Regions from separate parts of the Mus musculus genome. Here all the other regions are linked to region 4. The links are chromatin loops, found by intact Hi-C in ENCODE. Cell type or tissue: left cerebral cortex. All regions are shown on one strand.

Region 1 (8,000 bases), 1.6 Mb after region 4:
GAGGGAGGAAGGGAGGAAGGGAGGAAGGAAAAGAAGAAAGAACAGAAAAATAAGGAAAAAGAAAAGAAAAAAGCAAGAAGAAAAGTTTATTGCTTATAATCACAAAATGACTTTAGTAGTAAGATGTATTCTAATTTGACAGATTTTTGAAGAAATGTCTATCAGAATTCACTACTCACTTTTTAATATTTAGAAGTTATAATTGTAGGAACAAAATATTCCCTTTTTGCCAAGGAAAAGAAACAACAGTGGTATGATACCTTTTTTGAATAAGCCACTGCTGTGCGTGGATATTCTTGTAACTACGCAGATTATCAACTATTCTGAGTGGAAAAGAAGTGGGGAATGTACAGGGATATATAATTCTGGCTAGTATGAGCAATGTAGTTAGTCATGACCCAGAAGGGGAAATCCGCCCTAGAAGGAGGAGAAAGAACATTTTAGACAATAAGCTTTTGAAGGACATACTAAGCTTTGGAAACTGTTACCTTGGAATAATGAAAGTCCTCTTAAACTCATAGGGTCATTGATTTTTCTCAAATTAATTTTATTAGAAATCTGAATTCTCACAAAGTCTGATGAAAATATTTACCAACATCATCCTTTATCTTCAGGGTTTCGTGCTGTGCTCTAATGGTAACCAGAAAATGGGATTCTGAGAACCGTTTTGACAAATAGCAGCTACATCACAAAGCATGAGTAAGCCACATTTCAAATGGAGGAGGGTTTAATGGCCTAATAACCAAGACGTGAGAGAAAGCAGCTAACAGGAAGACAGAAGTCACTCTTACGGTCGCAAGAACACAAACCAACATCTTCCAAAGCGAGAACTGTAAACGCTGAGAAGTCACGAAGTCATTCCATTCTATGAGGAACGGTGTCATGCACCCTTTGATTTAGTAACGAAGCTATGAAAAAGGTAGAACTGCTAACCGCATGTATCTGCAGTAGCTCCTTTTCTGTAATGGAGGATCCATTTTGAAAAGAGAGTGTTGGTAGATGTGAGATTTAAAAAACATTATTCATCCCTTTGTCACAGCAGGATGACTAAGCCTGCTGCCACCAAGAGTTGTCTCAGTATTCCCTGATGAAGGCTCTTTAATAGGATGAACTGAACACCACTACTTAGCTATTTTCACAAACCAACAAGAGAGCATAGGAGAGCCTCTGAGAAGCAAGGTTTTGCTTTGTATTGATTGAATATGTTTATGTTTGCAGACAGAAACGTACTGCTGCAGTGCCATAGGTGGAGAGACTCACCAATTAAGTGGCGAATTGACTCCAATACGGATCGGACGCCTCCGTTTCCCAGTCACGGGTGCTTGACAACACTCAGGATCTGTGCGTGCTCTTTTGAACCTAAACTAAATCCAAACAGAAATCCCAAAAGCTTGCACCTTCCTTAATACAGCTGGTTTGAGTGACATGAGGTCGCTCAACTTTGTCATAAACCCCCGCTGCCTTGGCCACGCCCACAGAAAAGAAGCCTCTGGAATCTAGGAAGTCGCGTGAGACAACGTGAGACACCATAGCCACTCCGTAGCTTTTGCTGTTCTCTATGACGTACCATTTAAAGGGGGGGGGGGGGGAGTCGGCAAGAATTTTGTAGGATAGGAGCATAAACTCAACAAATGAACCAAGTTAAACTGTCCATGGTTGGGCCCTAGCCAACTGTAATGTCAAACTGAAGGAGAAAGGCCCTTTGGCTCCCAATCCTTACTACACATTTCTTTCCTCCATCCTCTTTCTTTGGGCTTTCCAGCGCAAGCCTCTCAGTTTCCTTGGCTAATCTGCACTTATAGGGAAACTTGGTATGCTTTATGATGCAAGGGTTTAACAAGTTGCTTCTTACAGTAATATTTACATTTCAAGAAGTGATACTTGGACGAGCCTTGAGAGAGGACCAGAAGCTGGAGTTCCTGCGGGGTTGAACCCCGTCCGTGGGTGTCGAGAATTCAGCCTAGCATCATGTGTCCTTTCACACAACGGTTCAGCATATTTCATGTTTTATATGTTACAACTATGTTTCCTTCCAGGCTGCCTTTTTCTGTGGGAACATATATGGTTTTCTAGAACAAATATTTTTTAAAATTCGCATTCTAGGTTTCAAAACCTGGTTTAGTACAAAAAAAAAAAAAAAAAAAAAAAAATCTTTCCTTACAGAAAAATTTCAAACTCTGCTGAAAGACTTCAGGGTTGTCCAGGCAAACGTTTTCACTCTGCCTGATCAATATGAACAACTCCCCTCGCATCAGCACTAAGCTAAATGTTTTGCTGTCGTAGTAGCCTTTAAACTAGGGCATATAGCTGAAGGACCCCTGAGAGCATACAGCCAAAGGTATGGTCTTTGTACTTTAGAACAGAATAGTGTGGTTTCAGTCAGAATATCCCTCCAGGAAGTAGAAATATCTTCAATTTTGGGTTTGTGTTCTTAGCTTCAAGGGGAAAAAAAGGGGAAATAAAAGAAAAAGGGAGGAAGGAAGAAGTAGTTGGGGGAAGGGTGTGGGCACTTTCCATCATATGACAAACCCTGCCCATTGTTAATAACAGAACTGACCATGACAACATATTCTATCAAATTTATACTACGATATGAGACAGCAACCAGTTTCTCATTGAGGCCACATTGTCAGTGCATTTAACTCCAATGCATGTGGGTAAAATGGTCTCCAGAGCTTCCTGCCACTGGAATCACCTGGGAAGATTTAATCTCACCGATGCCCAGGGACTGCCTCTGTAGCCTCTGGGCATCAGAAGATGTCAACATTACTCCATGTGATTCCTGTGTGTGGGTACATTGCTCATCAAAGGACAGAAGACAGACATATTCCAGATACCTGTTTGAACTGGTTGACTGAGCCAGCTTCATTGGGTATTTAACCAATGTTCGCCTTTGTAGCTTCCCTACATCCCACATTCTGTGAAACGGAGGCAGAAGTGGCTCACAGTCTTACAGAGCAGCCTTCTGACCCATTAATCAGTAGGTTGTTCCCCTCTCTTTTTCCCTCTGTGGGCTCTGACTCATGCTGCAGTAGAGAAAAAGACAAACAGCCTAGTCAATAAATGACTACTGCTGTTGGATTGCCTTTCTTTGACTACAGTGAACAAGCCAGAAAGTGCCTTTCAGTAATACAGGAGCCGCTTAGGAACCAGGCTGCCACCTGGCGGCTTTCCTGAGCATTTCACTCTTCCTTCCAAAAGAAACGGGAATGACTAATCACAGCCTCCTCCTCATTTACACACTAGACACGGGCTCAAGGAGTCCTCTGCAATGGAGGCTGTGCTTCGAGGTGACACTCAGAATAAAACGGCAGAGGCAGCCCTTTCAAGAGGACAAGGAGGGCACACTGGCGTTCAAATACCCCACCCACCTGTTCACCTTTGAGGCTGTTCTTTGAGGGCTTTCAAGAGCGATGTCAGGTCAAACAGGAGGATAGGGATGGTTTGTGAAGAGCCCGAAGACCTTGTTTATGGTTTCTGAACATCAGGTCTACCTCGAAGCCTGGTGAAACTGCAGGTTGCAGTGGTCCAGCCCCAGAATTTCCAATTCAGGGGGCTTGGGAAGAATGTGAGGTTCTAAGGAATCTCAAATGATGCTGCTAGTCCAGAAATTGCACTTTGAAAGCCGCTGGATAAATCACCACTGATGAGTTAGCTGGCAATGGTCAGCAATCGGCTGAGGGCGTCAGCTTCCTTCGTCAGCACACAGGACTAGGAAGAAAAGGCATGCACGGGGCCTCTCACTCAGTTCAAAGATATTGTCTCTGTGGGGTCTCCCCTACATGTCCATGGAGAAGCGTAAGGGTATCAAAAATGTCAGGTAGAAATTGGCTAGGATCAGAAGTGGATAAAATGTCTCTTGGCTGTTTTGCCTAGAGTCCTCTGGGCTCTCTTGGGAAACATTGGGTAATCTTTTCCCTAAATACTACATCATCCCAATCCATTAGTTCAGCAGGAAGCAGACCTGCTTGACAAGCCAAAATAACATGCTGAGATGGATTTCAAAATGAAGATTTTATGGAGATATATACTATGACCGAAGAAAAACTAAGTCGTTTCCATTCTAATAGCGCCATCTAGTGGGAATTCGAGGATATTTGTTTTGCTCTATCTCAGTCAAAAATGGAAGTGGTTTACATATTTTGTGGCAACAAAGGGGTCCCTATCATTTGCTACTTTGGGTGTAAGACAGGAGAGCAGTAAGCAAAGCCAGAAGATTATGACTGTGTGAAAGAAGTTCTTTCAGCCACCCACATTTTCTACGAAATAAAGCCAAATCATCAGCTGAGGAACGTGGACAGACGTATGTTCACAAAGGCTTCTCACAAGTCACGTATCAAAAACAGTCAAAGCAGAGCAGTCACGTCACAGCACAAGGCATGGTGCTGGGTGTGTACAATACAGCTTCAAACCCCTAAGTACCACTAATCCATAATTAGATGAAGATACAGGGCCAGCTAACTCATATTCTGCATGAGTATACTAGTGATCAATGAACCGTACAGTTAGTTATACATGGTTGAATAAATCGAATTCTGTACTCTCTACTCTAGATTCCAGAAAAGGAAAACAGAAGGTGAAGGCAGAAATGCTAAGCCTAATTCTAAGAAGAAATCAAAAGGGGGATAATTGAGGATAGATAAAACAAAAATCCTATGTCCCTGGCCCATGAATGCTAACCAGAGAACTCTGTTGCAGATGATCTGATGGTTTAAATGTAACCATCTGTTGTAGTTAACCTTGACTGTCAACTCGATGGGATGGAGAATCATCACGGCATTTCTGTGGGGGAGTTTCTACATCAAGTTCACTGAAGTGGGGAGACCCACCCTAAACACAGGCAGCACCGTGACATGGGCTGGGGTGTAAAACTACATAAAAGGAAAGCCAACTAAACAGACAGCACTCATCCCTCTCTGCCTGGTACTGAGGATACACAGTGGCCAGCTAACCTATACTCCAGCCACCAACACCTCCTGCCCTGATGGACTAGACCCTCACACTGCAGCCCCAAATAAACCTTCTCTTAAGTTGCTCCTGTCATTTTTTTTCCCTGTAGCAACAAATAGAAGAGCTACCCTTCTGGCTGAGCCATGGGAACTTAGTAGAATGTTAATCAGAAATAATTTAAATTTTCTAATTACTTGATTGTTGAATTTGTGCTTTTCCATGCACAGCAGGCAGATGCGATGGGCATCTGATAATTTGTCAGATGGGTACCAATCTTATAGTCGTAGTCCAAGCATGTGACACGGGTGATGTAAGAGATCTGGCCTGCCCCTCTTCCTCTACTCCAAAAATCATGTAGTCTGGTTGCACAGTATGCATTTAGAATCTCTAATCAGAAAATCAGGAGTTTAAAACATCCCAAAAGCCTTTTTGTTTCTAAACATAGCCAACAAGATGCCAAAGGTAGTAGATTGAATGCTTGATCTATTACAGCAGGTGAAAATGCAGTTATGATGCGCACTAAATATGTGAAATTACCTTCAAGCCGTGTGTGTGTGTGTGTGTGTGTGTGTGTGTGTGTGTGTGTGTGTGCAATATAAACTAATTTTGTTTTTGAAAATGATTCTCATCTTTAAGATGCCTCATTGTATACATGCAGATAATCCCTAATCTGAAAAAAATAATCTGCAACTCTTCTAGTCTCAAGTGTGACAGCTAAAGGGAGAGTCAACTTCTGCTCCTATCTCCATCCTCAGCAAAAATTTAGTTCCCTTAGTCAGTGGAGGTGGAGTTGAGGGGAAAGGACAAAACAAGCATTTTACCTGACTTCTTTTTGTCCTAGAATCTTCTGTTGGCTGTTGTCATTGGTGTGCACAACACCAACTACCTGCAGTTTCCCTTCAGGTAGCAAGTGTCCAGAATATATCAGTTCAGAGGGCCCTGGATGATCTCACTTACATGGTAGACCCAACCGCAGCCATCTTCTCCCTACATCAACTTCCTCTGCTGGCTTCTTTCTATAGTTATCCCTGTAGCCACTGAACTGACTCTGGGGTAACAGATGGAGAGACAGTGAGGGCTTGAAACACTTGGTACATTCTTGGACTTCTGAGTACAGAGTAGACTGTTTAGCAGTTGACTTCTCCCTTTGTTATCCCTGTATAAACAACCACTGCTTTACTCATAGAGAAATTGACTTAGTAGACATACAGCTAGGAAATAACTCATTACTTTCTTTCTTAAGCCTTGGCAGTCTAATGGAAATATGACAGCCTATCACCCTGTGAGTCCCACATTCTCCCATTCTTCTTTTCATCTCCTCTTTACCCTACCCTAAATCTACCAAGTAGGAGAATAGAAACCTCACACTGAGGGCAGCAGGAAGTCAGGACTGTCATTAGCCTTGAAGGACAAGAATTACTTGGTGGAAGCTGGACCAAAGGCACAGTCGAGTTGGCGAGAGTGGGAGCTGACGCAGCAGAAGAGATGTAGTTCCTGTCACCAAAGCCACAATGAGGTAGAAACACATCACTGCCCTTGTGACCTCCAGTCTTCCTAATATTTTCTGTCGTGGACCCAAAGGAGCAGGGAGCTGACATGGAAAACCTAAAATGCCTGAAGTCTTTATCAACTCTATGGTACATGGGATGGAGAGTCAGCAGGGCTGGAGACAGATCCAGGTAGTGAGAACAGAAAACTGGGGGGGGGGGGGGGAGAAGAAGAAGAAGAGGAGGAGGAGGAGGAGGAGGGAGGGAGGGAGGGAGGGAGAGAGGGAGAGAGGGAGAGAGGGAAGAGAGAGAAACAGACAAACAAACAATGGCTGACAGTCTGCCCTTTGTGCCCTAAGCACTAGCCATCTGTGGTCTTTATCTTCATTCGGAGTGGAATGAAAAGAGACCAACATACTTGTTTGTTTTCACCTCTGTGTACTCATCTGGATGTTCAGCTCAGGGAGAAAAATACCATAAAATAAAAATTACAAGAGGTGATTATTGTAAAAGAAGAGCTTCACAAAAGTAGGGTAAACTTTAAAATGGAGTTGCCTGTGCTGGAGCTCCGCAGTAACAACTACAGCTAAGTTGTCTTTGACCTTCAGGAACAAGAGGTAGCAAGCACATTTTCTAAACTGGCCAATTTCAATTAACATGATAATGAACTTCCCTCTGCTTTAGTCTTCACCAAAAAAGAAAAGAAAAAATCAAAATGCCCTTGGGGAAGCCTGATTTTGACCAATCAATTATTTTCTCGGGGTTTTTTTTCACTTCCTGTCCCCGCCTTACAAGAGAAATAATTTTTAAATGACCAATTTGGTGTTTCTTGTCTGCCTTTTGTCTTCCAGCTTTGTCTCCATCTATAAAACTAACCTCTGCTAGACTCAGTGTAAAACTTACTCATTTATAGAATGAAGTATTGCCTGATTCTAGAATCTCAAAGCCAATCAAGGACTTTACATACATTGCAGTGTGTGTGTGTGTGTGTGTGTGTGTGTGTGTGTGTGTGTGTGTGTGTGATCTCTATCAACATCCTGACATATGAGATTTGGTACCCAGTTTTCTGCTGTGTTAATCATTTCTGATAGTCACTTGTCCCTACAGTTTGACACTAAACTATAACATATTTTTTAAATATGTACTGTTGATAAAATTTTACCTAGTCCATTATTTCCTATTCAACTGAGATTTAAATATGTGCAGGATTTTTTTAAATTGTATTTAAGAATGTATATGTAATTCTATAGAGAAACCCTGAATGTATTATATTTCAGTACCTTCAACTAGCATTTTGTTAAGCTGTGTTTCTGTTTATTTTGAGAATCCCCACTCTAATAAATCTTCATTGAATTGTGTGTGTGCTCGCTATTGTGCTTTGAAGGAAAGATAAGCTCTTCAATTCCCAAGAGGCCAATTCTGGAGTAAGGGTTCATGAGCAAGTGATTTACTCAGACATCGCTCTCAGGAGAAAGGAGGCAGAGAGGAAGCAGAAGAGGAAGGAAAGCCAAGAACTGAGTTTCTGACCAAGTCCTGGGAATCGTGACCTCAGCCTGGTTCTAC
Region 2 (8,000 bases), 130 kb after region 4:
TGTCCCTAAACAGAGGAATGGATGCAGAAAATGTGGTACATTTACACAAAGGAGTACTACTCAGCTATTAAAAACAATGAATTTATGAAATTCCTAGGCAAATGGATGGATCTGGAGGGTATCATCCTGAGTGAGGTAACCCAATCATAAAAGAACTCACATAATATGCACTCACTGATAAGTGGATATTCGCCGAGAAACTTAGAATACCCAAGATACAATTTGCAAAACACATGAAACTCAAGAAGAAGGAAGAGCAAAATGTGGACACTTCGCCCCTTCTTAGAATTGGGAACTAAACACCCATGGAAGGAGTTACAGAGACAAAGTTTGGAACTGAGATGAAAGGATGGACCATCTAGAGACTGCCGCACCCGGGGATCCATCCCATAATCAGCCTCCAAATGCAGACACCATCGCATATGCCAGCAAGATTTTGTTGATATAGCTGTCTCTTGTGAGGCTATGCCAGTGCCTGGCAAACACAGAAGTTGATGCTCACAGTCAATGATTGGATGGAACACAGGGCCCCCAAGGGAGGAGCTAGAGAAAGTACCCAAGGAGCTGAAGGGGTCTGCAACCCTACAGGTTGAACAACAATATGAACTAACAGGTACCCCCAGAGCTCCTGTCTCTAGCTGCATTTGTAGCAGAAGATGGCCTAGTAGGCCATCAGTGGAAAGAGAGGCCCCTAGGTCTTACAAACTTTATATGCCCCAGTACAGGGGAAACACCAGGGCCAAGAATTGGGAGTGGTAGGTAGGGGAGCAGGGGGTAGGAGGGTATAGGGGACTTTCAGGATAGCATTTGAAATGTAAATGAAGTAAATACCTAATAAAAAATTGGAGAAAAAAAAAGAAAAGAGAAATAGTTTTCAATAATGAGTTTGGTAAAGTCATTATTGAAACTGTGTAACACCCAGGGAGTATAACATAACTGCCTTTAAGTTGCATAACAGTGTTTAAGTTGAGAGGCAAAATAGTGTGAACTCCCAACAAGTTGGGCTCACTTTCTGTTTGTACTGCCTGGCTATGAGGTATTTTCTTTTTCTGACTCTGTTTCCTTACTCTTACAGTTGTTTGTATTGAATATTCTATGCTAAATCCTTGCGTAGACTTTCCTGTCAACTAAAAGTCAACTGTGTTTAGAGTTGTATTGGTACACACTGGTGTAAGAAGAGCCACAGTATGAGAAGAGTCTCTCTGGCTCAGCTCGCTCCTTATCTCTTGTGTGGAGAGCCTCCTGTGCATAGTTGTAAATGCGTGAGGGGGGGAGGGGAGAAAGGGAGGAAGACTAGGATAGCTTCAACTTAGTGCAATTACTGATGTTTAGAAATTGACCAGAAGTTTGTATTTTCACTTAAATTAATTATCACTGAAAATTTTGCATGTGAGTTTTAAATTATCTGACTTTCTTAGAATTTCTTTTTATCCTTTACCAATCCAAACAGGCTGTCCTATTCCACCCTAGGATTTTGAGAAACTGACCTTTTTAAGCAGTTGGGAGAAGCTGACCAGAGAACATGAATTTATTTTTCACGCCGGCCTGTGCCAACTGATCGACAGGCCTTTTACCAGGCTCTGAACAACCAGAAGCCACTTAACTCTTAACCAGGGTTCTCTTAGCTCTTTGCAAGGTGGTGATATTAACACTGGCTCGCTTTGAGGAGGAAACAGCTTATGTAACCATGAAGCCTGCAGATCACACAGTGAACCCAAGGTGGGCTAAACTCTACACAGTGTGAAGTATTTACTTTTTTGTTTCTTTTGAGAGGATATTTCTGAAAATGAAGTAGTGTCTATTAATGGTACATTTGCTTTTCCTCCTTCCATGGTTTCAAAGTTTTCTCTGCTGGTCTTCCCCTTTGAACTTTCTTCAGGAGTTTTTGAAGAAAAATCAGTGGGTTGATGAATTATCTTCTTGGTAGAGCACTGTTTACCTCAACAGTTTTCATAATTCATCGGACAAAACATTAGGAAGGAGGCAAATTTAAATGTGAAAAGCAGAGCTGGAGAGATGGCTCAGCGGTTAGGAGTACTGACTGCTCTTCCAAAGGACACTGGTTCAATTCCCAGCAACCACGTGGCAGCTCACAACTGTCTGCAACTCCAAGTCCTGACAACCTCACTCAGACGTATGTGCAGGCAAAAAACCACAGCAATGTTCATAAAATAAATAAATTGTAAAAAAAAATGTAAAAGGCGGTTTCTCTGTAGACAAAAATTTAAAGCATTTTTATAAGATGAGAAATTTTTAGAAATCATTTCTAAGATCAGATGCATTTAAAGGGCATTATTGCAAAGTTAATGATAATGCTATACGAACTGAAATCTGATCATTCCACATATATCTCGACTTGATAAGATAATAAGAAAGGAAAGAAAAGAGTCATAAAGCCAAAATGCTCCCCTTTCCCTTCAGGTTTGACTGACCATGGTTGTTAATTTTAACATCCATTAAGGTCGCTTGCTTTATGGAATAATAAATTATGAACTAGCAGGTTATGACTGCCTGTATGTTGTACACCATATGGCCCCATTCAGCACTGATATAGGAAATGCCACATACTTGGTAAATATCAGGCATGAATGACATATGGCAGCAAGGGTGGACAGAAATCTAGTTTGAAAGCTCAAAGTCCTAGAATGGTAAATTCGGGCCCCACACAGATGAGGCTAATACCATTAGCCATTTATTGCAAAGGAACTAAATCTTTACAAATTAAACTCATGATGGATTTTAATCACTTGGCTAATGTTGGTAAATGATTATGCCCCAAGCCATCATGATAATGATCATTACTAGCAAGAATCTGTTTTTACAATGTTTCTAATGCTCAAAATTAATCCAGAAGTCAAGAGCCATTAAATCATTTCTCCTGCAGCAGAGTTTTAAGACGGGAGCATATTTCACGTAGCTGTCATTAAAAAACAAAAGCTAAGAAGGCGATGGAAAAATACAAAAGAAAATCAAGCTATTAGCTACAGCGCCACCAAGCGACCAACTTCACAATTCCCTGTAAAGCCCGAATACATAAAAAAGCACATACAGAAACGAAAGTGCTGTAAGACCACAGCAAGAATCGCCAATGGATGCTGGTTATTGACCAATAATGAGTCTCATAAGTACAAGAGGGTAACTTCCCACTCCCTTGAGTTATAGCACTTATGTGAGACTCATCAGAACTAACCTGGTGGGTTCCCAGAGAGCTGCCAAACATTCAGAACTTGAAACAAATAAAGATAAGGCCATTTAAATAGCAGCTATCCCTGGGCGGTACCCATGGCATTATATGACAGCATCTTTGCACAAAGAGTAAAGTATGAACAGGTGTCAGACTTCTCACACTACTTCCTACGTCACAAATCCTATGGGACAAGATTATATGCTGGCAAATCTAAATCAGTTAATAAATCAGTCAGTCAATCTATTTATCTACCACTCCATCCAACGTCACTTTATTATCTGCCTATAATTTATAATAAGAGGTTTCCTAAGTAGTAGAAAACTAAAGCATTTTATAATTCTACACAAATAACTTACAAATGACCTCACTAGCAATGTTTGAGCCATTAACTTTTTCATTTGTTCACCAGGGGTATCAGTAGCTCCAACTGTTCCAGGCATAGTGCTGAAGTCTGAAAATGGCATGGCATTGTGGGACATCACGTTACTAGGAGCTCAAAACTAGTCATGTAAGATGGAAGGAACATGGCTTGAGAAAGGATGAAAAATTTAAGGATACTAAGTGTACATGTCAGCAATAGGTAGGGCCATTTCATCTGTAGACTACAGTAACTGACTCCACCCTTATGAGCTGTCCCTGAAAAACTGTTTTCATTCTTAAGGCCGAGCATCACGAAACTGAAAACCAACCAAGCAACAAAAATGACTAAGGGAGTGACACACTAAGTGACTAATGGGAGAAACTCAAACGGAGCTAAATTTAAGCCATTGGCTTTATGGACGTAACAAATTGGGTCTAAAAATAGGAGTCAGACAAAGGAGCTGATACCGTTCTGCAGTATTCAAAGAGATAGCCATGGGAGTGAACAGTGGGATGGAGTTAGGTAGAGGAACATTTAGATTATATCAGGAAAAGGCTTCCTGTTGGAGAAAACTGGCAGATTAACACAATCGTCACCAGGAAATGTTGGGAGCTCTATTTGGTGATAAGTGGAAAGCTCGGACTGGAGCTGGAAACGTGTTCTCAAGAGCTGAGGAGAGGGAACCGTTTTGATGGTGCCTTCAGCCTCCCAGTGTAGCGATCCACACCCTGCCTGTGTAACAAGAGGAGTGGAAATCTATCAAGACAGGGCCAAGAAAAGCAAACGTGTTCTCGTGGAATGTGAGAGTGAGTTCATAATACTTCAAAGGTATAAACTGTTCAGTTAAACCTCTCTTCCCCTTTCATTTGATGCATCTCTCCATTGGGCTGCGTCAGGGGTTAGACAGAGCCACGGTCTGGTTTATTAAACTGAGAACAGGAGCTCAGTCCTGTATGCCACTAACTAGAACTAATCCAAGAGATACGGCCTCCAACACAAAACCTGGTGTTGATGTTTACCATATACAGCAATTTAAGTTATTGCTTCTCTCCTGGACTGAAATAAGTAAAACACAAAGAAAATATTAATCACCCAGGCTATGTCCATTGACTCTTTGCCCTTACCTTTCATGACATGACTTATAGGGAGTTGGAGTTTATTATCCCAGTCAGTTTGCACTGACTCCTAGTTAGGTCACACTGGAAAGGCCTGGTTTCCTATATGTTTCTGTTGCCGTTATATTAAAGGGCAAGAAACAAAAGACTCTGTGTCCCCGGAGCTTCTCTGTGGACACTGTGACAATGCACCTCTACTTGGCTTCAGTTCCTGACTTGGGAAATACGTGTTTCTCTCACAGTTTCTGCCTGGTGGCTTTGGACCTTCACTCTCACAGTTGCCTGGCCCTACACCCACAGCTGTAATGCAGTTTTCTTTCTTCTGAGTCTCTGTTCTGACCTTCATGATGATACATAGTTTCTACTGCCAATTTACACTGATCTACCGGGGAAATCAAAGAGAAAAACACTAATGTTTCTGGCCTAATTTTCTCAAATGGCACAGAAACACTTTGTGGTTGTTAGGCTTTGGTTTAAGAATTCATCATGTGAAAATATATCCATTATTCACTTTTCATATTTCATATTTCAGGTATATCATCGAATCAACAGTGATAGCTAGGCTTCTGTTACAGATTACAGTTTAAATTGTCCTTTAAGCCATAAATAATTAGTCATTATTAATGACTTTTTATAGGTAAAGAAATGTTTTGCTAATATCAACTTACTTAGTGTTTTCTAGGAATCAAAGTACTAGGATTGTTTTGCTTGTTTTACAGTGAATGGTCAGAAATATATGTTCTAGAGTACTCATATAACTGTTATGCTCATGGTTTACCAAAGTACTACCCACTATAACTTACTATGTACACTCTATAATTTTCTTGCATAAGTAAATTATTGTTATTTCTTTTTAAGTACAGTTGGTATCCATATTTTTCCTGTGCCATAATTTAGAAAATTTGATCAACAGACAGGTAAATAGATGGTTTCCCTCAACAAGTTATAATTAAAGTCCCAAACACTTTCTCATGTTAGGCAATAGATTGCCTTAAAACACACCTATGTGTAGGCCCACATGACTTCAGTAGCAGCTGAAGATACAGAAAATTGCAGTCCTAGTCCACAGTACATTTTAAGTCCCAAGGCTCTAATCCTAATTCACTTCTGTGTTGCAATCTCTGAAGATTTTCTGGTATATAGAAAATATTGATCATCCTTTTTCTATTCCCAGTTTCTCCAAAGAGCAAATGAATAAACACAGCATCTATCTACATGATTGGCTCTATTCTTTCCGGGTAAGCTGAATGACTAGGCAATGAAAGATGGTCGCATAATTACTTTTGTATTCACACATACCTAATCCTTACTCTTTCCAGTTTGTGAGATAGGATCTTTGTCACATGAGTTTTAGAATTCTACCTAAGCCACATCCAATATATAGACCATAGCTCAGAAGTCAATCTTAATCACTTGGAGCTTCAAACATCCAAGGCAAGAATTCTCACTTCTGCCTTATCACGCTAAACTTAAAATAACTAGTTATCCTTAGAAAGCAAAGACTTTGTAAATGTCCACACCTAAATCTGAATATTAAATATGCTAGATATTCAGACTCAATTACACCCAGTTTCATTAATAATACCAGATTAAGTCATGTGAAATTGCCATTTTTATTGCTTAAAAAGGTCAAATGTTGGCAGCTTCATAAAGCTTAACTATGTAAAATTAGATATAATAAGAAATTTCATTAACCACAGCTATGTGCTGGCCATTCTATTAGACATATCTTTTAACTATATATTGGGTCTTTATACAGTCTTGCAAGATGGCATTACTGTTACTCCAAGTTATCCAGAAGAAAAGTTATGTAATTCCACAAAATTGTCATGGTTTTCGATTATTTTAAATGTGTGCTCATTTTTTATCGTGCCATGCTTTCTGGCTTGTCCTTTTTCTTTCATTTTCCCTTGTTTTCTTTTGTCCTCTCTGTCTCTCTGCCTCTGTCTCTCTCTTCCCTTTTTAAGGGAACATTGGAGATGGGGTTTCTCTGTATAGCCCTGTCTATCCTAGGATGTGCTCTGTAGACCAGGCTGGCTTCAACCTCAGAGGCTTCCCTCCCTTTGCCTCCCGAGTGCTGGGATTAAAAGTGCACCACCATTGCCTGGCCCTGTGATTTTTAAAGATGGTTTTGGGATAGGTCCTCCTTCTCCTTCCCTAGTATGCAAATGCTAAAACATCTGGAACCTTCATCAAGTGCCATTTTGCTGCCCACAAGAATTTTGCCCTCTAATCAATGGCACCTTTACATAGCTTTGCATTTGTACAGCTTTGTTATAAACCGGCATTAAAATTAAATCTGAATTTGGCTCCTTGTAATTTCTACTTCCAGTTTTGTACCTACAGGCCTTTACAGGTGACAGGCTTTCATAAAAATGAATATAACTATATTTCCCCTTCTTTGGCATCTTTAATTCTTAATCTCCCTGAATCATAGAAATTGTGGGTCATCCAGTTATATTCTGTTGTGTAATAAAAAGCAGGATCAGGATGCCCCATTACATCCAATATAGTTTTCTGAGTGGCAGTACAATGGGGAACGAGCCAATGAAAAGATATAGAGAGAGTAAGAATTGGGCGTGTGCACATTTTAAAATCAGAGTAAAAGCAATGTGCATTGAAATAATATACTGGTGGATCCTGTCAAGCTTTCTATCTTGGAAAAGGAGCTTGATTTTCCTGCCTTTTAATTAGAATATGGAATGCTAGTAGGTGAGGCATCCAATAAATATAAAAGAAATAAAAATGGAGGTGTATAATTTATAAGCTATAGTATAAGGAATTCCATTTTGAAATAGTTTTGCACAGATTCTCATAATTATGAATTAAAATATAACTAGACCTTGATTTGCTGGAGCCTTGTAGCTCAGGACTAGAACAAGGCACTGTTTAGTTAAAATAGACAGTGCTATAGTTAATTTTGGTTTTTAAGTTAACTTGATTGTGAGCCAAGGAAATTACTAAAACATACCCTGAGTATGTTTGTGAGTTCATTTCCAGGGACATGGAAATAGATCATGATGATTTTGACATAGTAAATGGCTTAATCCATTGGTGGATTGCAATTTTCAGTAGATTGGAAGAAGTGATGGGATATGCAAAATGGAACCTAGATGTGGGCTCTAGAAAGACGTGTCCTTGAGGGCTGTGGTAGTTTCAATATGTGTGGCCCAGAGAGTGGCACTACTAGGAGTGTGGCGTTGTTGAAGTAGGTGTCACCTTGTTGGAGGAAATAGGTTGGGCAGAGAAAGCTTCTTCCTAGCTGCCTGAGGTTGCCAGTCTTTTCCTGTCTTTGGAGCAAGATGTAGAACAGTTAGCTCCTTCTCCAGCACCATGT
Region 3 (8,000 bases), 110 kb after region 4:
AAGGCAAAGCAGAAGTTAACATACTAAGAAAGAAGCCCCTTAGATAAGGTTCAGAGAAAGCTTTTTCCTCCAGGAGTCTCAGGAATGGGAGAGGCTTAGTGACAGATGCAAATTAACTCTTGCATCTGTCCTGAAACTGTACTGTCTCCTACTGCTAATCCAATGATCATTGAAATGAGGGGGCCGGTGTTCAAATGCTGGTTGTCTATGGAAACCCACACCTATGAAAGCACACATGTCTGGGAAACAAATGACTTGCATACACAAGGCTTTTACTGTTCACAGGCAATGAGGCACTGGGGAAGAAGCATGGCTTGTGGCGGCCATAGAATCACCTCCACTTGGCCATTCACCCTCCTGGTTATGTTAGGGGCAGCTCTAGCTGTATACTTCCCTTTGTAACACCTTCCCCTGGGCAATATCATTATAACTTTACCAGAAACACTTCCTGTTAATTGTTGCTCATTTCCAATTAATGTGTACTGTGTCTCATCCAGACCGTCTTTTCTTCTAGAACTACCACTACCCCAACCCTGGCACTGATTGCTGAACCCAGGGCCTCAAGTATGCTAGCCAAGTGCTTGAATGACTATTAAACTATATCCTGAGACCTTCTAAGATATTTTGCTTAATTCTTTGTGCCTGTGTATGCCAAATCTAGCTTTACTCTGCTAGGTCAAACTCTGATTGCTGTAGGAAAAAAATCCATCACTCCACATGAATCCCAAAGGTTACCAGGTCTTTAGCTGTGGGTCATAGGCATCTCTGCATCAGATTCCTCCTGTACTGTAAATCCCAGCCCTACAATCTTGGCATCCCACCCCACTGTCCTTTCTTCTCACCTTCACAACCCTTCCCTCCTGGATCACCTTACCCCCATTCACTTTCCCAAAACCATCATCCATTTTTTTCCTGATTGCTCCAGGATGGGAGATGAGTGTGCATGCTTATGGTTGGTTTTATAAGGCATTTTGTTTGTGCATTTGAAGTCACCAGGTAACTAGTAGGAAACACACACTCACTACACCACACACACACACACACACACATCTCAAAGAAGCCTATGTCTGTCCATAAGAAGACTTGGATATATTGAGGTCCCCAGAGCCTTGACATTCCAAGAAGATGTGATGTCCCTGTAGCTCTGGGAGTGTAGGCCTGTAGCTCTATGTAACATGCATTCCAGCCTCAGATTTGTAAGGGTGTTTCTCACCAAGACCAGGCCTTAGTTCTTTTTCTGGGTAGCCCCCAGCAAACTGTAACCACAATGCTGGTTTTTTGCTGGAAAACAACAGAGGTCACTATATAAAGGGGTGAGCCAGCCAGTGACTCTATTCTGTAGTAGCTGTCAAAGGTCTTGTTCCTCTCTTTTGCCTTTCTACACTCCCTAGAAGGGATAATACAGCCATTCTTTTCCTGATGAAGCCAAGGCTCTGCTTCCTGTAGATTCCTTTGATCAAGGCACATTTGACAAGGACTGAACTTTCTCCTCTGACCTCAAAGCTCCCAATAACCAAACTAATATATGCAGATTGGTAAACGAATGCAATTTTCTATGCAGCAAAACACTAGAAATAAGATTATTGTATGTCTATTACTTTGACTGCTTTCACCACTCCCACACAGAATCCTAAGAATGAGCCATGTTGTAAGTAAACCTTTCCATATCTCTAACAAAGGTGATATCCTTCAGGCAGCTGTCACCCTCCTGTTAGTAGCACGACATCGGAGGCAAATTCTTGATATGGAGGAAATTATTTTGCTTTAAGACTTTCATTAAGGCACAACAATAGAAAGATTTGAGGACAGAGCAAAGAACATCACTGTCACTCTTTAAGTCTCCTTTCTATCTCTCTACTTAGCTCACAAATACTAGATCAAAAGCTTGACTGCCTGAAAAACCCTCTAATCCACTTCGTGATCTTCCTCTGGCTGTGTCAGAACACCGTCCCTGGGGAACCTCAGCATTGTCCTTCATCCAGCTAAAGGCAAACCAATTGTTGAGGGCACAGCAGCAAATGAGATAGGGGTATAATTGCCCTGCCTAAAGGTAGGCAAACAAGGGATTCAGTTGCAGAAAAATTTTTTTCTTAACCATTTGCATAATTGCAGCACTCCTTTGATTTGCTTTTCCAGTAGAAAACTGGCTCCTAGCCCTGCAAAGTGCTTTTGTGAAAATCTGAAAGTCAAGAAGTAAAAGCATGTTGCTCTATCCAATTAGCTTAAAACCCAACGGGATCTGCTGCTGGCCTTTCAGAGAGCTGCCTACAGAAAAGTAGCAGCAACGTCTATCATCCTAGCATCCGACTCTAAAAGGAACAAGAATGGTTTGCCTGTCCTCTTTCTAGCTGAGGCAGCTGCAGAGGCCTGAACATTCTCGTTCAAGGTCATTGCTCGTGTTGTCCTCTTGTGATGATTGTGAGAACAGACTGGAGTAAGGGGAGGTGATGAAAAACTGGAGGAGCATAGCTTCATTGCTCTTATGGAATCGCAATCGGCCCCTGCCCACCCACTGAAGGTTGCGAGGGAACAGAAAGGCAGCACTCACCTCTACCAGGGAACAGGCAAGAGCTTCCTGTAACAGAGGCGTGTATACATTGGCTGAGGAACACGCACTCTGTTGTGTGTTGGTGGTTGCTCAATTTGTTTACATGGTAACTCCCTTATTTATGCGTCTGCTCTTTGTTCTCCAGTGAAGATAGATGATCCAGCAGAGCGAATCTTTGTTTCTTATGAGCTCACCCTCTCCTGCTGTCTTTGCCTGCCACACCTGTAATTATAATTATGGCCCGCTGCTCAGGGATGCTGCAATCCCTTCCTGCTGAAACCCATCTCCAGTTCAGAGACCGAGTCACTGTGTGGGGAGAGAACGCCGGGATCAATGGAATGGGCTTCATTAGTGTCTTTGCCGCCGCTTCTGGCTGCAGTTAACCTGACTGAGAAGGTGCGTGTGGCCAGCAGTTTTCAGAAGCGTGGACACATCCTTGCATTTTCAAAGGAGCTATGACGTTAGTAACCACAACTGGGACACTGCGGACAAGCATAATGAGGCTAGGCATTTTGAAAGTCAGTTGATACTGAGGTAAAGGAACTGCTGATGTATTACAGGTATGCCAAAGAAGGAGAGAATCTGGCAGTTACCAGAAGTACATTAGCACGAGATGGTCTCAAAAGCCATTACAGATTGACTTTGTTTTGACAAAATCATTCTTACATGTCTCATCACTAACAGATTCTGTGATGCTAGAAGAATTCAGTCTTGTAAGTAAGTAGTCTACCCTTGAGATACAAACTGCCTGGCGGTTTGTACAAATCCACTGTCATCTTGATGAAAAAAAAATTAACACAAAACTTTTCCGTTTCATTTATAATGACACCTATAGATATACAACTTTGTTCCTAAGCCAATGGAACTCCTATATCTTCTAAGGAGGCAAAGTTTCATTTTGCTTGGGTGGCCGTTTTTATACATGGGATAAGAAAGGCATTTCAATTAAGGGACTTGTAGGTAACTGACAGAGCAATGATTTTGTTGTTCTGGTCTCACAATAGGAGTAATGAATGTTTAATCTACAGAAAACAGATGAGATTTCCCCTCCCCCAACAAGGTTTTAGCTCTCCAGTCTGAGCCCAAATATGAGAGCCTTCAATTGCTCTATTGTATTCCAGTTTAGACAAAGGATTTAGTCAAGTGCACTAGCATGCCGGCTTTTTATCCTGTTGCAAATGTTGAGAATTTTCTCTGGTGTATCAGATAAAATACATCGTAAGGAAATTGCAGAGATAGAAATTTAAACGGATAAGCGTGAGTGTCTTCAAAGTCAAGCTTTTCTTTAGGTTCCTGCAAACTAAAGGGATCAGCACAAATTTGTTTTCTTTTCTTTAGAAAGGGCAAAGCCCCTTTCATGTCAACAATGAATCCCATTGGATTTTAGGCTAATTGCAGCAACATGTCTCACTTCTTGACTTTCCAAGTCTTACAAAAGCAATTCATACAGGCTTTCATTAAGAACAAAATAGAAGCAGATAAGAAACATAATTGAAACAAATAACAATAATTAACTCAATTTATCCACTGGCATTTATTATGTTAAGAAAAAGGCTGCTGGCTAGAATGAGTCAATTGCATAAAATATATATACATGACAAGACAGGTGCTTTTGAAGTAAAACCTGCAAGTCCTTGGGGGGGAATTGTAGAATTTTACATTTGCCACCAACACTGCCTCAAACAATGATTCCCTGTCTGTTTCTTGGGCAGGAAGCCTCAGGACGACATGTTAGAAATGCATTTCCTCAAGCCATGCTCCAACCTTCTTGTTCAGAAACCTTGCTGTGGCAGACTCACCTTCCTGTTTCAATATATCATGAGAGGATTCTGTTACTCACTGGTTTTTGGCTTAGCTCTAATCTACTGGCCTCCAGATCGTCATCCTGTAAATTATTTTCCACAGTTTTCAGAGTGCCCTTTTAAAATACTGATTTCCTATGTAACCTTTGAGAGGTTCCCCATTGCTGTGAAGTTGAGATGTTCATACTCTGCAGACAGGGTTCCCTCTGCTTTCCATATTCGCTCTTACACACACACATACACGATGTGGACACTCTCACCTCAATACCTGCAAAACTCCAGTCATTTTGAGTTCCTTGAAGATCTGTGGATACCAGATCTTTCTCTCCCTAGTGTCTAGGTCTTATCCCCTCCTGAAATGCTCTTTTCTCTTTCTTCCAACCACTCCCTCCTGCTTTTGTTTTTCCAGACAATTTATTTGGAACTCTTGCTAAGCCCCCACCCCCACCCTCACCCCACCCCAGAAGCATTGCCTGAGTGTCTCTCCTCATGTCTTCCTTTCTCTGCCAGTCCCTTTTCTGAAGGCTGCCATGGAGTGAGAACTGTGTAAACTTACACTGCCACCTTCACAGCCCAATTAACCCTGAGTAAGAACTAGTTTCTCCTTGCCCCAGCCTCCCACAGGGCTTTAAGAATAAAGATGGCGTAAGCTACCAAGCCTTGATAAGTAAAGTTCTATCAAAGATTTGGTCCACAACATTCTCTATATACTGACTAACTGACTGACCAATTTAACAAATGTATGAATGATTTTACTGGAACCACAATTATAGATGATCAGAGTGCAGATAGGAAAAGTGATCTGTCAAATTTTTGTAAAGATTAATTAATTACCCCGCCTTTTCTGTTTCTAGATATTAATAAGGAAAAATTTACCCTCATTTCTTTTCTTAGCTGTTTTGCTTTCTTGAGAGTGTGGGACCCCCTTGGATTCAGTTGATAATTCTTTAATCAATATGATCTTGATTTTTCTGAGGTAACCGTGTCCATGACAGTGTCACATTATACTTAGTACATCACCTCCATGTCTTCCTGCTATGTGGCCCATCTTTGACTGCCTGACACAGGAGTACTCGGGTCATGGTTTGATGCCACGGCTCTGTTGGCCAGAGAGATTTCATAAAATGGCTAAACCAGTGTCCTGCAATAGAAAAATCATAGTGCATAGGAATGTGGGCTTCTTTTGTCTATAAAGTACAGAGAGAAAATGTTCCTAGCTTATGAGACCAGGATAGGAGCTAGAGACAGGTGCACACAGCACATAGGATAATGTCATGGAAACAGTGGTTGATAAATACAAACAAAAATAAAGCCAGCAAGATAGTAAAATACTAAGTGAATTAGTGAACATTTTCAACATGGAAGAGACCCCCCCAAAAAAAACAAGATCAAAATGCAAATTCCTATTTTATACTAAGATTTTATTGATGCTTACCATGCTTTATTTGTGTTACCATTAGTTTTATTTGGCAATAGGGCTACTCTGGTATTGTTTAGATTCCAAAAATTCAACATTAATATAATGCTGTACCATTGTAGCTCATTCGCTAAAAGCGAGGTGTTGAACATTTTAAAATGTCCTTTGCAAAGAGTAAGCACATGAGCACTGTGGACTGCAAATGCTCCAGAGATTTGATAGTGCGTATGTGCTGTGCACAGGATCCGATGTGAGAACGCAGCAGACATTGCTAACTCGGGCTCAGCTTCTTTTTACTTGTATAATTTGTGGTCCACTCTGCAGTTCTCTCTACCCGTTGGAATGATGTGGCCTTGAGTCTCCCCTGTCCTCAGGAGAGTATTCTGCCCAGTCCGGCTCTGTGAGGCAGAATGAAGAAGCAGCAGTCCTATAATGACAAATGGCATTGAATGGATTTGAAAAGTTAGAAAGAGGTGGGCAGAGTGATGCACCAATGAACTGCCCCTGAATGTGCAGAACTCAGTTACACTTTGCATACAAATGTCCTTGCTCAATATGACACAGAAGATAGCTTACATTCTTCTCAAAAAAAAAACATACCATAAATATGAATATAAATATTCTTTAAAACAATCCTTATTCCCAGTTTTCTCAATATAGGAAAACCAGCCAAGAAAAGAAATTTATGCAAATTTTTCCTTGGGTCTGAAAACAGGTATGATTTTAACATTAAAGTGTTAGTTGTCAACAGAGACATGATGATCACTGAGTACTTAAGTGTCCAACCAGGCAGTGGTGCACATGCCTTTAATCCCAGCGCTCGGGAGGCAGAGGCAGGCAGATTTCTGCGTTCAAGGCCAGCCTAGTCTACAGAGTGAGTTCTAGGACAGCCAGGGCTACACAGAGAAACCCTGTCTCAAAAAACAAACAAAAGAAAGTGTCCAAATCTTTTTCAAATAATTAACTGACAGCAGATATGATCACAAAATTGTCAAATGTTTGTTGACTCTTAAGTCCATGCTTATTACAATTATAGGAATTAGACAGAAATTAATCAAATATATTCTCCTTATTGAGCTGACATTTTAAAACACTAAGTTTTAGTTCCGACACTTTTTAGCTGGGAAGTGTCATGCAATTTCTTCATACCTTGTTGTCCTGTTCTGTGGCTTGCAGGTCTGTGGCAATGTAAACTTCTTCTGTGAAGAGAAAAGTACCATCCCCAGGGTCACAGGGCTTAGTGGACTTTAAGCATTTTAATACAAATTTGGGAGATGACACCGAACTCTGGAACATGCTTTGCAGGGAAATCCCCTTGTGAGCCCATCTCCTAAAAAAAAAAAGCTGAGAATCTATGGGCAAACACACACACACACACACACACACACACGCCAAGACATCAACATGATGGGCAGCTAGCTCCTGTGATTCCTGCCATCCAGAAGTCCTGTCTCTGTTGTCCCAAGGTGTGCACACCCTCCCGCTAGCTCTCTCCTATGCTCACAGCTAGTTGTCACACCCCTCCTTCTGTGTTTTAACTTCCCATTTCCTTCCTAACTGAGCTGTCAGTACCTCCATCTAGGCAATGGTAGTTGTGATTTATTATTATTATTATTATTATTATTATTATTATTATTACTCAGTCCCATGAACATTGCTTGATGTGTACTGCACTGCTTTATCAGGGCCTGCTGTCAGTGATGATGTCCTTGAAATTGGTGCAGATACAGAGATGACCTGCTGAGGTGCCAAGGTGTGTAGCAGGAGCCTTGCTAAAACAGAACTGTGAACTTAAAAGCAAACTAATGAGCCTCCCTGAAATAGCAAAGAACAACAATACAACCAAAACAGACTTGTTCATTCTAGCCTAGGACTCCAGCATTAATGAGTCCCCTTGATTTTTAAAGTGGGTAGTGCTAATAAAACCAAAGGAGGCATAGCATTGTAAAGTTGCGCAACAAGTTCCCCTGCAGGGCTTTACTGCCTGGAAATGAAAATCATTAAGAAGGACTTGGATATGCTCTAACCAGTGGATCATATTAAATTATCTTTCTATGACCAACTTTCATGCTGTTCCCAGGGTCAAGTTACAAATTACCTTTCTTCTATCAGCTCTAGGAACACGGGCAGTGCTTTATTTTCATTTAATCCGACCGTGTGGACATTTACACACTGAAAGCCTAAAGTTTCAGATAAGGAAACTGTTCCCTCAGTCTGACTAGCAGAAGGATAG
Region 4 (8,000 bases):
CCCCGTGGCTCAGGTCTTCACATCATATCTTTCTGTATCTTCCGATACTTCGCATGCATGAGATACACAGTCCTTAGAAAGGATATACAGGCACATTTTCTCATGATACTAGTGTTGGAAAATCAGAAACAAAAGTCAGAAGGCCTAATCCCTAAGAACACAAAACAGATCCTCTAAGGGACTGCTCACCTTAGTTTTTTGGTCATTTTTAAAGGATTCTCCAGGAAAGTAGTTCAGACCAAGCATGATAAAGAAAGAATAGATTAAAGGGAAAACATCATAGGGAGTTGATACAGCTTGTGTACTGAGGACCCAGCTGTGAAACCTAAGCTTTGCTCACACTTTGTTTTTCTTATAGGAGGCAACTATCTTAGCATAAGCAAAGAAGGAGACAAGCTGGGTCAGAAACCCAAGGAAGAGCTTCCCTCCAGCTCCTCTCTCCCCACAGCCATGAAGGAAGTAGGAGGAGTAAAGTCAGGAGGAAGTGGGTTATACGGAGAGAAACTTGTCCCTGATTCCACTGGGAATTCAACAGTAACCTACCCTCTCACTGCAGTGATAATCCGAGTTTTGGGGGGGCTTCACAAGGGAGTAAGAAAGAAGAAAGATGGAACGTGTCTAGAAGATGGCTAAAGCTGCTTCAGAGAAAGAGCTGTGATGCAATAATTTGTATAGCAATTTAAAAACTGGTCCACAGGCCCACAGAGTTGATTTAATTTACATTTTAAAGGTCATTGGTTTAACACATTGAAAACAAATTTAGCCTTCAATATCAAGCTGCTAATAGTGGCTGTGTATGCTGCTTTCTATGTCAGAGTTCCTCAAGGCACTCTGAAGTTTGTTTCGGCTCCTTACAAATACAAGTTATCCCACTATGGAGTTTTTCTCTTTCAGGATGCTCACATAACTTTAACCGATCCTTAGGAGATTCTAGCACTGGTATGAACAGTTAGTGCTTTTTATTTGGTTCCTTACAGGTATCTCACTGGTTTTTGCATAAGAAGCTCTTGTCAGTTATGATGGTCTAGGAAACACTTGGGGCCCTTTGATTCACACTCTCAGCATCAAATCAAAGACCAGAAGGTGACAGGTTCAATACTGCATGGTCACAGTTTTACCAGGACTGACCTTGACACGGTACCACTGCTTTTCCCAGACCCAGTGGAATTCATACTTCTCCCTTTCTGATGAAACTGTAGTCTTCTCTCCTTGGCCAAGATATTGTTGCTAGAAATATAATAAGATACTTTAAAACTCGATTTTCTATGATCCCTTTTGACTTTTTAAGAAAGGAGCTGACCCAAACAAGTACATACCAGTTTTCAACTTGAGCATCAGGTTCATGTAGGTGATTGGCTACAAGTAATAAACAAAAAGACAGACAGACAGACGGACAAACAGACAGAGAGCACAGCTGTTAGAAGGAAATGGCATAGTTATGGAGAAGACAGGTTATCTACATCGTCATGGTTGGCTTGTTAGATATCCACTACTGAAACCACTGGACAGAGGGGCAATAACTGCGCCAGCAGCTTTTGGAGGTGGCTTGTACTTTCTGGCAATGCAAAACTACTTCTAGCCGAGTATTTAAAAATTAAGAAAAAAAAAATCTATAAATAATCAATTAAATTTCTGGAACCCGGCTGATGAGTAATGAGGGAGATGAGCAGCATATAGTGGTGTATGTAATGCTATTAAATTTCAAAGCTGTCAATCAAGAACATCTTAAAAGTAAAGGGACTGGGTGCCATTAAGGAGAACCACAGTATTCACATATTTCTTCTGTGATTTTAAAGTTAGTATCAGCCTTTAGAGGATAATGTGAACTGCTCTCCACCTTTCAATGTAACATTTCCTTTAAAAACTTCCTCTCAGCTTTAACCTAGATTAACAAGGTCAAAGCAAACAGAAGTCAAGGTTTAGAGTTAATTTCATCATAACTGTAGAAAAACAAAACAAGTAAGAGTAATAATCAAAATGTCTACTTCAGCAGTTGATTTTTTTATTTCTGATGTGCAAAACTGTGAGAAATGTTTGCTTCTTTATACTTCCTACCAATAATATCGTTTGATATCATGAAACCTCCCTGGCAGATATCAAAAGCATCAAATGCATTGCTTACAGGGATGCTGATGTACATCTCCATAAAGGACTGACAAGATTTTTAAGAGCATTGACTTGAAAGAAGGAAGTTAAGTTTTCAATTATTCCTTGAAAAACATATTGACAGGGATAATGAAAATATGCATACTATACTTTCTGATGCTAGACTGTTCTAAATAAGTAACTCATCTTACAAATGGAAATGCAGGTCTAAAGAATCAAGGACACTAAACTCAGTGAATAAATTCATTATATCATAAACTAAAACAAAAACCAAAGGGCTCAGTCATGGTGGCTGACACGTGCAACCCCAGTACCAAGGCGGCAAAAGCCAAAGCACCTTGACTGTGAGGTCAGCCTGAAGCTACACAGAAAATCCAAGGCCACCTTGGCTCCACAGTAGCGACCTGTCTCAGGACAAAGTAAACTACCTTTTATAATAACAGCAAAATTGCTATAAAGGAGAAAGCTAGCTTTATAGACTGGAAGCTCTACTGGCACCTACAAAGGATTTAATGACATACTTTTACAGTGCTGAAGCCGCTTGAAAGAGGCAGCAGCATAAGGATCCGACTTGTAACTCTATGTGGGCTTTGTCCTTTAATCTGTAACTGTCAGGGGTTAAAAGAGGGAAAATATCAGGAGAAAGACAAACCACAGCTCTAAGTGTGACATGAGTCTATGTCCCTAAACCAAAACGAAGCTTCAACTTAGTTTTTTCCTGCGTAAATATTTAAGCTCCCGTCTGTCTTTGGGTCAGTTTTCCTCTCATTTATATCACCATAGTTTTGTCATAAACAATTCCTCTGCACATTTAGGTCAGGCAAGATGGTATTTCACAGGCGTCCAGGCAGGAATCCTCCTGGGTAAGACAGTGAATGTGACCCACTGTCAAGGCCTTTATTTAAATATATCTCCAAGAGCCTTCGATTTGACAGTTCTTCCTTCATTTCTTAAGGTAACTAAAACTCCATAAAGATTAGATATAGATATAGTTCCTCAACAAACATACCTTCAGCTCCCAGTGACAGGTCATCTTCAAAGCTTCCTCCATTTCTCACAAGCACACCTAAAACAGAGGGTGAAAATTCAGAAACCACGCCCCCTGCTGTGCTGTTTACCACTAATCCCTGCTACTTTATGACATCATTAATTAAACAAGTCTACTAAGATATTTCACAAAACCTAGGAAAATATCTCAAACCTGACTACGCTGAAAAATTATTTATGTCATTTCAAAGAGCAAACAAGCCTTTTCTCTGTTGTAAGGAAACTAGGTTTGTGGCCAGGTAAATTTTCCAGAATTCGGGGTTCATACTTTATATTCCCTTATGCCTCTGAAGACATTTGATTAGAGAAACTACTTCATCAAAGAATTCCGTAAAAAACTAGGTCCCAAAGCAGCCATTCCTTACACCTTCACGGTATGTCAGGACCTCAAGCTATATTTTCCTCACACGGTGAATGCTTCTCCTTCACCTTGTCATCACCTGCACATTCTTGCTGTACTTGGAACGTGAGAATTTTGTCTTGCACAGGTGCAAAAATCCCAGGTGTGGTAATTTCAGTTAGCACAAGCAAAGAAATGCTACACTAAAGTTAACCTGGCTCGCTCACGATATATTTTCTTTCTATTGACATATCAGAGTCTGTATTTACTCCATCTTTATAATATCTAACTGGGCAATAAGAACATAAGGATGGCATTGTGAGGAGCTTCGGGAAACAAAGTTACTGAAAGCTACTTACTATTCTTTTATGACTTATGACAATATCTCCCCCTTTGGGCTTCTAGCTCACAATGGCATATTTTATAAACATGATCCTCACTAGTGCAATTCACACGACACTCTCAGCTAAAAGACGATGGGCGATTCTAACTTTTGAAGGAGGACAATGCTCTCTTACCCTTCGGCGTACCACTGCTTTGCTCATCCAGTGAGGCTCCCAGAGGGGTGCTGTAATCACAGGAACACAAAAGCCTCAGTCTCCTGAACACCCATCTGCAGAACTGTCCCTGGGTAGCCTCACTTGAGAATTATAGCTAAGCAAGCATCTTAATCAACTCAGCACTCCTCCCCAAACACCAGGAATGTGAGCGGCTTACATAAGTAATGTCCTTCTAACCCAGCAAATACCTGCTGTCAGGTCAGTTTACCAGCAATAACCTAATCACAGGTCTGCTCTGAGGCAATTAAGAGCTGGGATGGCCTTAGCATATGAAATGAATTGTTATTTTCTTTGCAAAATTAGAAGGGAGGGGGAGAGAAAGAGACAGAGACGGACAGACAGAGACAGAAAGAGAGAAGGCTAAAGAAACACTCAGTCCCTCCTACCAAAACAAGCCAACAAGAACAACAACAAAAATATAAAACCAAGATTAGAAGAAAGCGCCTTTTCAGTGGTAAGTAACTTCACTTAGTAAAACAAACCGGTTACAGGCGTCAGGAAGAGTTCTTAACTCTTGCCTGCCAGTGGAGCTGGCAGCTCAGAGCACAACCTAGGCAGCCTCGCCACCTCCACAGCCGCCTTTCCTCACAAACACAGGGAAGCCTGAGCATCTCTGTAACGTTTTAAACTCTAACAAGTACACATTCTCCTCCCGTAGCTTTGCAAAGTCCTCAGCTCCCCTTGGAATCGGAGTCAGGGATCAGCCAATACTGACTTTTCTCTCCCTCAAGTTTGTAGTTCAAACACGAATGTCTCCCAAGTTGTTTTCAAACACAAAGATATCTTTACTTTTCCCAGTTTTGTGACTTGCATCACAGAAATATTCTTGTATTCTGAAGGGTCTAGTCTGTGATACAGGCTTCAGTTTCTCAGTAACAGTTCTAATGATTTGCATTAGAAGTGGGGTGCATTCAGCTTCAACTACGCTGCTCAATGCCAATTACAAACGCAAGCAAATCCCTAAGCAAGGTGGTCCTGTGAAATTCAGTGCTTTTGAGACTGGAGTTGAAGAAGAATCACCAGCAAGTACCATATGGGCCCTGACAGAACTTCAATTTTAGGGTTTTGCAAACATTTCACATTTGTATCATTAAAAATCTTTTTTTCCCTCCTGGTAGCTCTTTCCTTAGTTGGGCCCAAACACTACAGTGGCCTGTGTCCACAGCTGCCCATGCTATTCTTCACTGACAGAAAATGGCAAGTAGGCAGAACGTAACTGGACTTCTTCAAAAGCAGTTCTCTACTTCTGGACACCTCCCTCCAAATCCCACCAGAATCTTCTACTGCTTCTTAGACATTGTGTCAAGTCATTTGGTTAGTAAATAAATCAATATAGTTATCAGAATAAAGACTCCACTGGAAAAGAAAAAACATGACATCTTTACCCTGAATATGGATAGCAATGAGGAAACAGTATTGCAGAATTTACCAAGGAAGGAAAATGTCTTTCAGATCATCTATCTGCATACAATATACAAATTATGTTAATGATCATCTCAGGTACACACAAAAACTACTTGTACATTGAATAGGGGTAAGTACATGAACAAGAAAGAAATCTACGACAGGTTTCCTTAGATAATTATATAATCTGTGCACATTAAGTTTAGCAATGATACTTCTGGAATTTTCTGGACCAGTCCTGAGTCCTGGTCAGTGTTAGCATTAGACTACTTCATTTATCTAAAAACTGTTTTTATTTTCCATCTCCTTGATATGATTTCTTCTACAATCTCAATTCCTATATATCATTTTTGAAATGTGATTTTTCTCTTGTTCTTACATTTGAAAAAGAAAAATCCTTCGACTATCCCCTTGAGATAAAAACGCTAGAAATTTTAAGACCTGTTTTCAGTGTAAGCCAATAACATATTAAGGAGTGGATTTTAAATGAGACCAAGATGTAAACTTTAAAGTCCTGAATAAACGCAAGGACAGACTACTCCGTTCCCTCCTTGATGTGGAAACGTCAGAGATGCTGCTTTGTAAGTTCTCTCCTAGAAAGTTCTGAAGATGTACATTTAAAAATCTCAGCCTTCTAATCTAACACTGTTTGATGGCGAGCCCCTGGCACACAGTATAGTACTGTGCTTTGTAAAGGCCATATTCTTGTCATCTGAAAATCAAGGGGTTAAAAGAGGCTGATGGTTAACCTAAAGATGTCTTGAAGCAATGTATTTGCCTCTGTGCATCTTTAAAAGGAATGCCTATACATCCCATAATATTTCAGACGAGTCTATGATGCCTAAGTAAAATTCTGCAGCTAACAATCAGTATGGCTCCAGTTATGAACTAAGACAGAGACAGCTATTGGTCTTTACAGGGAAAAAAAAAAAAAATAATTCCATATGTGAGTAGCTTTCAAAAAGAAACAGAAAAAAAAAAAAAAACCAACAACCAAATAATCCCTAGGATAAACATAATTTGCGAAAACAATAATATGCCCAGAAGCAAATGCCAACCAAAGTTTAAAAGTTATAGTCTTCACACACAAGGTTTTTCAAAGAGCAAATAAACTGGGGGAAAAAATAGAAGTAAAACACATTTTACTTTAGTCAAATTTACTTGTAATAAAACCCATCTCCTCTGTATTTTATCAAACATTTTTGTGCAGGTTGCCAAAGTATGTAACTAAACAGACTCATAAAGTATGAATGCCTTCAAAGCTCCATTTCCTTCTGCGAATTCCAATGCCATCTGACAAAACCCTGTCCCAGGACTTAAACTCCAAGGAGCAAGTTGGCTAGTTTTAATAGGTCCCCAGAGAGACCTAAGGCACACAACACAAATTAAACCCCAGTTAGTGTAGCTAAGTAAATTAAACTCGTCTATAACACGTTTGAAAGGAAAATGATTCTATGCCAGATATGCAGATGCCAAAATAAAGAAAAATAAAAGGTTCTGTGAAACATCAAAATTATTTCAAGAGAAAGCACGACCAGCCAAAGTAGCATCACTGTGACCTGTTTTAGTTTCTGATCTGCTGCTGACATCATGCCCGGACTGCTGAAGTCGTCAACTCGGTCACCAAATAATCAGCGGCCACAGCACTTCCAGTTCTAATCGCTTCTAGAAGGAAGCTATCGGCCGGCTCACTTTCCGGTTCCTAGCTTACAGTGACCACGGGACCCAGAGACGAAGTCGAACCCCCTCGCTTCTCCCCCAGGCAACCCCCGCTTTACTTACCGGCAGTCTTTGAGCCATATCGCGATCTTCTCGTTGGGCACGTTTCCTGCGGGAGTAGAGCGAAGGGACAGCTCGTTAAAGACCCCAAACATAAGTACTCAGAGGCTGTGCCATCCTGACACTCCCTTGCAGGAGAATCTGCCCTGGCAACCCGTAGCCTCCGAGAGCCTTCCCGGCGCCCGACCCAGGGGAGCCAGCCGGCAGCCAGGTGCACATGCTGGAGCTGAAGCGCGGGTCACGCGCGCATTTAAAGTTCGGGGGCGTCCGGTCCCCGCGCCCGGTGGCACGGAGCACGCCACCTCCCTGATCGCACGTCCCTGTCCCGCGCACCGACCTCGCCCCGCGGGTGCCGGCAGCTTCGTGCCTGGGAGGTCCTCCTCGTCGTCCTCGTCCTCGTCCTGCGTCGTCGTCTCTGTGGACAGATCCTCGGTCTCCGACGCCTGCCAGGAGCTGCGGCACTTGGCCCAGGCCTTCCTCCTGCGACTCGCCACTTGCCACTCCAGTTCCTCCTCCGCCTCCGCCGACAGGGGTCGGTTCATGGCCGCGCCGGGGGCTCCGCGGGCCCAGCCCGAGCCTGCGCGGGACACAGCGGCGGCTGCGGGGACCCCCGCCGCTGCTGTCAGCGCCCAGCCGGGCAGGGGGCCCGGGGGAGCCAGAGCGGGCGCCGCAGGAGGAGGGGACAGGGAGGGGGGGAGGGAAGGAAGGGAGGGAGGGGCGGAGGGCCGGCGCTTCACGTGAACCCGGCCTGGCGGGGCGCAGGA

What was found. A loop is a pair of places that touch in the nucleus more often than their neighbours do. Peaks named below come from ENCODE experiments on the same cell type or tissue, not always from the same donor. Only the 100,000 strongest peaks of a DNase experiment are listed, where the experiment ranks them.
Region 1: a loop joins it to region 4, with 3 times the contacts of the local background. A loop is called at or near these places in 2 of 42 quality-filtered maps.
Region 2: a loop joins it to region 4, with 4 times the contacts of the local background. A loop is called at or near these places in 31 of 42 quality-filtered maps.
Region 3: it touches region 4 in a loop (3-fold over the local background); 30 of 42 quality-filtered maps call a loop at or near these places.

The regions. Positions count from the first base shown.
Region 1 is chr2:78,044,599-78,052,598 of GRCm38, reverse strand. It overlaps Gm52519 (a long non-coding RNA gene), which reads left to right and starts at 615. Exons shown (of 3, transcript XR_003953861.1): 1 at 615-919; 2 at 1,219-1,518; 3 at 4,699-4,888. 4930440I19Rik (RIKEN cDNA 4930440I19 gene) reads right to left here and starts at 1,422. Exons shown (of 7, transcript NR_108098.1): 1 at 1,261-1,422. In left cerebral cortex, CTCF peaks have their summits at 3,165 (motif pointing left) and 4,081 (motif pointing left); DNase peaks (open chromatin) are centred at 3,174, 3,751, 3,994 and 4,279; H3K4me3 peaks cover 1,136 bases; H3K27ac peaks cover 991 bases.
Region 2 is chr2:79,507,149-79,515,148 of GRCm38, reverse strand. No RefSeq gene overlaps it. Among named protein-coding and RNA genes, the nearest start is that of Gm39867, 39 kb to the left of the region's middle. In left cerebral cortex, a CTCF peak has its summit at 3,007; DNase peaks (open chromatin) are centred at 2,994 and 3,890.
Region 3 is chr2:79,523,368-79,531,367 of GRCm38, reverse strand. No RefSeq gene overlaps it. Among named protein-coding and RNA genes, the nearest start is that of Gm39867, 22 kb to the left of the region's middle. In left cerebral cortex, no CTCF peak of the experiment used is centred here; no DNase peak of the experiment used is centred here; H3K27ac peaks cover 414 bases.
Region 4 is chr2:79,635,318-79,643,317 of GRCm38, reverse strand. It overlaps Itprid2 (ITPR interacting domain containing 2), which reads right to left and starts at 7,893. Exons shown (of 18, transcript NM_080558.4): 1 at 7,574-7,893; 2 at 7,240-7,285; 3 at 4,012-4,061; 4 at 3,116-3,172; 5 at 1,317-1,356; 6 at 1,129-1,227. The coding sequence starts at 7,778. In left cerebral cortex, CTCF peaks have their summits at 3,210 (motif pointing left) and 7,743; DNase peaks (open chromatin) are centred at 4,104, 4,550, 7,216 and 7,564; H3K4me3 peaks cover 4,028 bases; H3K27ac peaks cover 2,191 bases.